Regions from separate parts of the Homo sapiens genome. Here region 2 is linked to region 1. Evidence: chromatin loops called from intact Hi-C (ENCODE). Cell type or tissue: CD14-positive monocyte. All regions are shown on one strand. Links, peaks and the distances in the headings refer to the core of each region. The heading gives the core; the rest is flanking DNA.

Region 1 (4,243 bases), core at 883-3,382:
ACACAGCCCATGAGCTGTGTGCAAAGTTTAGAGGTTGCCATGGTCTGAATGTTTGTGTACCCCCCACAAATTCAAGTGTTGAAACCTAATCCCTAATGCAATAGTATTGGGAGGTGATTAGGTCTTGAGGGCTCTGCCTTCATGAATGGAATTAGTGCCCTTATAAAAGAGGCCTGAGGGAGCCTCTTCACCCCTCTGCCATGTGAAGACACAGAAGGCATCACTGTTTGGTGCCTTGCCAGACACCGAATCTGCTATTGCTTTGATCTTGGACTTCCCAGCCTCCAGAACTGTGAGCAATACATTGATAAATTCCTTAGTCTAGGATATTTTGTTATAGCAGCAGGAGTAGACTAAGACAGAGATACCAAGTTTGTCTGTGGATTTGTGGCTTCCCAGGGCAGGTGAGCCTGGAGGAAGGACTCGTATGTGTGTTGTTTTTCTATGCCAGGAGTCAGAGGTTGGGCTGGGTCCCATGATCAGGGCTGCTGTTTAGGGCCGGGGTCTTCCTGTCTTCTGGCCTTGTGAATGGCCTGGTGCTTTGCCTGGCGAGAGGAGTCAGACTTTCCTCTCTTGCTGCAGTGTGTTGTTGCTGCTCTGCTGTCTAGCAGCTACCGTTGCCATGGAGCAGCAAGAGGTACTGTGCCAGTGGCCCCCCTCCCACTGTCCTTGCAACAGCTCCTCTGTCTGCCTCCTTAGCCCTCAGCCCTGCCATGGGATGGGAACAGAGGAGACTGCAGCAGCAAGTGTGGCTGATTTTAATTGATTTCTGCTTGGTACACATTTACTGATGAGCTGTAGGTCAGCAACTTCCAACAGAGCTGAGATGGGAAGAGAATGGCTGGCTGCCTAGTTGCTTCCTGGGACTTTGAATGGCATCTTGGCATTTTACAAATGTGATCATGGGAGCTGCTGATGGGACCTCCCCTAGAGATACAATGACAGCGGCACCTGTCATCTCTACTATTATCTATAATGTGGCTTGTATTTATCAACTCACTTAAACCTGCAGGCAGTATTATCTCCATTTTACAGATAAGGAAACTAAAGCTCAGAGAGGTTAAGTAACTTGACCAAATTAACACAGTGAAAAAGGGGCAGAGCTGGGATCCAATCCCAGGCAATATGGCTTTATAGTTCATGTTCTTAACCACTATTTTATACTGCCTCTGTATTTCTAAACTAAAAGTTGAAACCTACCATTGGAGATCTTTAAAAATAAAAGTAGGTCATTAGCTCTTTAAGACAGTCTATGTATGTAGCGACATTTATTAAATACTGACTGAATAAAGTACCTAAGAGTATGCCAGGTACTCTTCTAGTTGCTCTCATGTATTAGCTCATTAATCCCCACAACACTCCTGAGAGGTAAGTATTATTATTTTCATCCCCATTTTGCAGAGGAGAAAACTGAGGCATGGAGAGGGTTAGTATCCACGGTCACAGAGCCAGGATGTGACAGGACTGGAACCCAATTGTCTGGCTCTAGATTCTAAATAAAAGTGAAACTACTAGCTTATGAAACAAAATTTGACAAACCTCTCAACTTGGTTATTCTGACGGAAGAAATTCTAGGAATAGAGAACCCTCCTGGAGTTACCGTCTTAGTTACTAGAGCTCAGTTTGTGAGACTCCATAGCTTTTCAGAATATTTTATATTCTGAATAAAAAAATGCACACAACAAAAACAACCAGATACATTTGTTCAAAGGAACGATCCTCAGGATTTGTGGACAGTTCACTTCGAGACCAGTGTCTCTTACAATCTCAGTTTTCTGTCCTGAGCAGTTACCTTCAAAACTTAGGGGAAGAGCTCAGAGGATGTCTGAGTCCATTTTGCATCTTCATCACACAGAGCTCTGTGGCTGAGTGCATCATAGCTCTTAGGTACAGCAGACCTATTGGATTGATCAGCAGCAGAACTGTTATGCCTGGGGTAAGAACATAATGAAGTGGGGGAGATTCCAAGCTAGGAATTTGGGGCCCAGATTCTAGGGGATGCCTCCAGGGTTTTCAGGCTGCACCTTCTCCATTGATCTGCCCAGTTTATGGAGCCACAGGGGAATAAGTCCTGCTATTGAAGGTGATGTTGGTGCAGGTGGTATTGGGGTGGCACCATTGACCATGCTGCACTGGGAGTCCCCAACCCTGGGCTTTCCCTTTTGAGGTTCAGTGTAGGCTCTTGATTCTGCTTCATAATCTTACTTTACAGTTGGAGGAAGAGGACGGGTTGCGAAAGGAACTTCCTTTGCATGCGGTCAGAGTGCTGGGCCATCTGAACAGCCCCCTCCACGGTCTGCAACATTTCTACATTCTGATAGAAACAGTTAGTGGTCTTGACGTGTCTGACAACCTACAAAACCAACATATCCTGGGGTTTGATCTCTCTGGTGGTGTCAGAGGAGTCCAAAGTGAGCATCTGTAAGCTCGGCTGTGATCCAGCCTATTTGGGAGGATCTGTATTAAACCAGTGACTGCCCTCCCCACCCCACCTCTACTCCTAAAGGGTTCTGTTTCACAAGAGCCAGGCTCAGGTACCTGTTTTTCTCCACCCACACCTTGTTTATTCCTCTTTTCCTCACTGTCTTCGTTGTTGTTCTTGTTGTATATGAGAAAATCGACTCATTTTTAACATTTCGCAAGCCTCCCCCTCCCACTAGTAGGTGTGTGAGCAGCTGCAGATTTTACCGTCTGTAAACCTTCCACACTCCAGCAGATCCTCTTTCCACCTTTCAGCACTGTGCAGCCCACCCAAGCCACGTGCCTTCTTGGTGTCCCATCTATGCCTCTCTCTGAAATCAGGAACCAAGCTCACTGGGGATGAGCATGGCAGGACCTCAGGAAGAAGCCTACTCCTTTCCTTCCTGCAAGAAAATGTGCCAGGCATTTAGTATTAGGGATACAGAAGTGGATACACAAGATTCTTGCCTTCAAGCAACTCGGGAATTTAGAAGGAATAGCAACAGTATTAACAATTGCTACCATTTATTCAGTTTCAGTATATGTAAGCCACTGCACTTTTTTTTTTTTTTTGAGACTGAGTCTCGCTCTGTCACCCAGGCTAGAGTGCAGTGGCGTGATCTCTGCTCACTGCAGTCTCTCCCTCCCAAGTGCAAGTGAATCTCCTGCCTCAGCCTCCTGAGTAGCTGGGATTACAGGCGCCTGTCACCACACCCGGCTATTTTTTGTATTTTTAGTAGAGACGGAGTTTCGCCATGTTGACCAGGCTGGTCTCGAACTCCTGACTGCTGGTGATCCACCCACCTTGGCCTCCCAAAGTGCTGGAATTACAGGCGTGAGCCACCTCACCCAGCGCACTGTGCTTTTCCTGAATGATATCATCTAATAATTCTCAAAACCAGCCTGGAACGTAGGAATTCTTGTTTTCATCTTGGAGATGAGAAAATGGCAGAGAGGATAAGTTAATCAGCTGAGGTCACATAGCTAGCAGGTGGTGGACTCAGTAGTTTGTCTTTGGAGGACAGACAATTTTTTTTTTTTTTTTGAGATGGAGTTTTGCTCTTATTGCCCAGGCTGGAGTGCAATGGCCCGATCTCAGCTTACTGCAACCTCTGCCTCCTGGGTTCAAGCGATTCTCCCACTTCAGCCTCCCAAGTAGCCGGGATTACTGGCATGTGCCACCATGCCTGGCTAATTTTGTATTTTTAGTAGAGATGGGGTTTCCCCCTGTTGGTCAGGCTGGTCTTGATCTCCTGACCTCAGGTGATCCGCCCGCTTCGGCCTCCCAAAGTGCTGGGATTACAGGTCTGAGTCCTGCACCCGGCGACAGACAATATTATTAAGAACAATGTTGACTGAACGCCTCCAGCGTCCCACTTGTCAGTGCTTGTAGACACAGGCTTTCAGTCTCCTGAAGTGCTGTGGACACTTTGATCAGAGAGGGTCATGGCTTGTGAGGATCACCACACAAGAGGAAGTGGCAGCTCAGGTCTGATGATGAAGTTTGTCTGACTCCAGACCTTTCTGGCTCCTAACCCCTGGACCGTATCACCTCTCATCAAAACAGTGCAAGATGTATTATCAAATCCAGCCACTGGTTAGACTAGAAAAAGGAGCTATTAGGAGTGGTGACAGAGGGCATCCCTGTCTTGTGCCGGTTTTCAAAGGGACTGCTTCCAGTTTTTGATCATTCAGTATGATATTGGCTGTGGGTTTGTCATAGATAGCTCTTATTATTTTGAGATACGTCCCATCAATACCTAGTTTATTGAGAGTTTTTAGC
Region 2 (3,371 bases), core at 872-3,371, 120 kb before region 1:
CAGTAAATATATCACTATCACTGTCTACAGTCAGTTGAATGGTGGCCACCAAAAAGATATGTCTACATCCTGACCTGTACATGTGACCTTACTTGGGAAAAGCATCTTTGCAGATGTAATTAATGTAAAGAGATGGTTCTGGATTATCTTAGTGGGCCCTAAATCAAATAACAAATAATAAGCCTTTATAAGATACAGAAAAGGAGACAGCACAGACACATAGAAGGCCATGTGAAGACCGAGGCAGAGACTGGAGTGATATGGGGACAAGCCAGGGAACACTGGTTGCCGCCAGAAGCTGGAAGAGGCAAAGAAAGACTCTCCCCTAGAAAGTTCAGAGGGAGTACACAGCCCTGCCAACATCTCAATTTCAGACTTCTGGCCACCAGAGCCATGAGAGATTACATTTCGATTGTTGGCGTTTTATAGCAGCAGCCTGAACAGATTGATTCAGTGACTTTGGGTAAATCACTTTGTCCAGGCTTGCCAACATGGTGAAACCCGGTCTCTACAAAAGATACAAAAATTAGCCAGGTGGGGTGGCACACACCTGTAATCCCAGCTACTCAGCCGGCTGAGGCAGGAGAATCACTTAAACCCTGGAGGCAGAGGTTGCAGTGAGCCGAGATCGGGCCATTGCACTCCAGCCTCGGCGACAGATCAAATGCCATAGACTGGGTGGCTCCAACAACAGACATTTATTCTCATCATGCTCTGGAAACTAGAAGTCCAAGGTCAAGGTGCCAGCAGGGTTGGTTTCTGGTGAGGTCTGTAGACGGCTGCCTTCTTACTGTATCCTCGCATGGCCGTTCCTCTGGGCAGGCACAAAGAGTGAGCTATCTAGTGTCCCTTTCTCTTCTTGCAAGGATGCCAATCCAATTGGATTAGGGCCCCAGCCTCATGACCTCACCTAACCTCAATTACCTCCTTAAAGGCCTTCTCTCCAAATACAGACACATTGCAGGTTAGGGCTTCAGCATATGATTTTCAGTCCGTAACACTCCCACAGCTAGTTAGAGGCACGTTGAGATTTGAGCCTAGGCCTCCTGACTGCGAACCCACCTCTGAGTTCAACCCCCATAAGATTTGGGCAGGCTGGGTCACAAATGCATTTAGAAAAACAAAGGTATTTAGAAAATAGAATGACACTTACGATGACTGGTCTTTGGGATCCATTTTAGCTTACTGCCTAGTAGCAAGGGGCCACAAAAGGGAAAATATCAATCTCCTTAGACATTGGTGGCCCAGCTATAGGTTCTGCCTCTCTGCCCATACCTTGTGATCTGTATCTTCAGGGCTCTTAGCTGCAAGCAACGGAGAGCATGATTTAGGCAAAAAAGGAATTTATTGAAAGTGTTGTGGGTAACACAGAGAAACGCTAAAAAGGCTGGGAAATGGCTTGAAAATCAGCAGGAAGGAAGGGAGGTCAGCAATAGCCAAGATCACAGCACACGGTTGGTCCACTGAGGCCACCACGGCCACAGCCATTGGATTTGCTGTGGCCATCCCAAAAGTGGGTTCTCTACCAGCTCTGCTTCTTTGCACCACCAGCTCCTGTCCCAGCCCATGCTGTAGGTGCCTCTGAGTGCTCTGACTTAGGTTTGTGTAGTCTTCACAACATCCTGAAAATATGTATCATGATTCCCATTTTACAGATGAGGAACCTGAGGCTTAAATATGCCAGGTGACTGGCCACAGGCAAATTCAGGCCTGTCTGACTCCAAAGCCCACTCTCCCCGTAATCACAGTGTGGTAACTCCATCCCATGGCTGGGATAAAAGAATTCCAAAGTATACTTCAAAGAGGTTGTTCCAGTTGCTTCTACCAGCAACACCTGGGTGGCTCCTTTGCATTCCACCCTTTCCAGCCTCAAGGGAATTGTATTGTCTAACACACATCTTTGCTAATTTGATAAACTAAAATGGTGTCTTATTGTTTTGGTTTGCCTCTTTTTAATTATTGAGGTTGGATGCTGTATTAGTCTGTTTTCATACTGCTGATAAAGACATACCCAAGACTGGGAAGAAAAAGAGGCTTTATTGGACTTACAATTGCACATGGCTGGGGAGGCCTCAGAATCATGACAGGAGGTGCAAGGCACTCCTTACATGGCAGCAGCAAGAGAAAAATGAGGAAGAAGCAAAAGCGGAAACCCCTGATGAGATGTCATCAGATCTCGTGGGACTTATTCACTACCGCAAAAATAATATGGGGGAAACCGCCTCCATGATTCAAATTATCTCCCACAACATGTGGGAATTATGGGAGTACAATTCAGGATGAGATTTGGGTGGGGACACAGAACCAAGCCAGATTAGATGCTTCCTTATATTTTACTATCTGGTATATTTCGTGTGTGTGTGTGTGTGTGTGTGTGTGTGTGTGTGTGTGTGAAAAATCTTGTCAATTGTTTTTGTTCATGTGTCTATTGGGATCTTTGTGGGGTTAACTAGTTGTCTGTATGAGATCTTTATATATCACAAAGAAGTTTTTCTTCCTTTTATTTTAGATTCATGGAGTACCTGTGCAGGTTTGTTACATGAGTATATTACGTGATGCTGAGGTTTGGGCCTCTAATGATCCTGTCGCCCAAGTAGTGAATATAGTAGCCAATAGGTAGTTTTTCGACCCTTCTGTCCCCCATCCCCTTCCCCACCTTGTGGAACCCCCAGTGTCTACTGTTCCCATCTTTGTGTCCTTGTGTACCCAATGTTTAGCTCCCACTTCTAATGGGAGATGTGTGAGCATATCACAAAGACGTTTAACCTTTTATCTTTCATTTTTCTTTTTCTTTTTCTTTTTTTTTTTTGAGATGGAGTCTCACTTCGTTGTCCAGCCTGGAGTGCAGCGGTGCGATCTCGGCTCACCGCAACCTCCGCCTCCCAGGTTCAAGCGATTCTCCTGCCTCAGCCTCCCAAGTAGCTGGAATTACAGGTGCCCACCACCATGCCCAGCTAATTTTGTAGTTTTCACCATGTTGGTCATGCTGGTCTCGAATTCTTGACCTCAGGTGATCCACCCGCCTTGGCCTCCTGAAGTGCTGGGATTGCAGGCGTGAGCCACAGTGCCTGGCCTATCTTTCATTTTTCAATGAATATTTTCACCACATTTTTTATGTGCTGTTTAACTTTGCTCCTTTTCCTTTGACATACGAAAGTTTTACATTTATGAACAAATATTTAACAAATATTTCTCAGGCTGCCCGCATAATGCAAGGGATTGTTTTAGGCCAAAAACTCTCTGAATACTTAGATAATTCCTGTTCTTGGATTCCCTGCTACCTCCCAGTCCTTTGGGTGAGCAGGTTTATAGAGAGCCCTTTCATCTTTAGAGAGAGGTCCAGAAACAACTCTGAGAGACATGCTTTTTCA

The links. Peaks named below come from ENCODE experiments on the same cell type or tissue, not always from the same donor. Only the 100,000 strongest peaks of a DNase experiment are listed, where the experiment ranks them.
Region 2: a loop joins it to region 1, with 1.9 times the contacts of the local background. A loop is called at or near these places in 14 of 110 quality-filtered maps.

What each region holds. Positions count from the first base shown.
Region 1 is chr12:104,567,676-104,571,918 of GRCh38, forward strand. The region is part of intron 1 of CHST11 (carbohydrate sulfotransferase 11); the gene reads left to right. Among named protein-coding and RNA genes, the nearest start is that of MIR3922, 22 kb to the right of the region's middle. RefSeq lists an enhancer at 2,295-2,384. In CD14-positive monocyte, for the core only: no CTCF peak of the experiment used is centred there; DNase peaks (open chromatin) are centred at 2,226 and 2,676; H3K4me3 peaks cover 1,746 bases; H3K27ac peaks cover 2,442 bases.
Region 2 is chr12:104,445,075-104,448,445 of GRCh38, forward strand. No RefSeq gene overlaps it. Among named protein-coding and RNA genes, the nearest start is that of CHST11, 10 kb to the right of the region's middle. In CD14-positive monocyte, for the core only: no CTCF peak of the experiment used is centred there; a DNase peak (open chromatin) is centred at 2,127.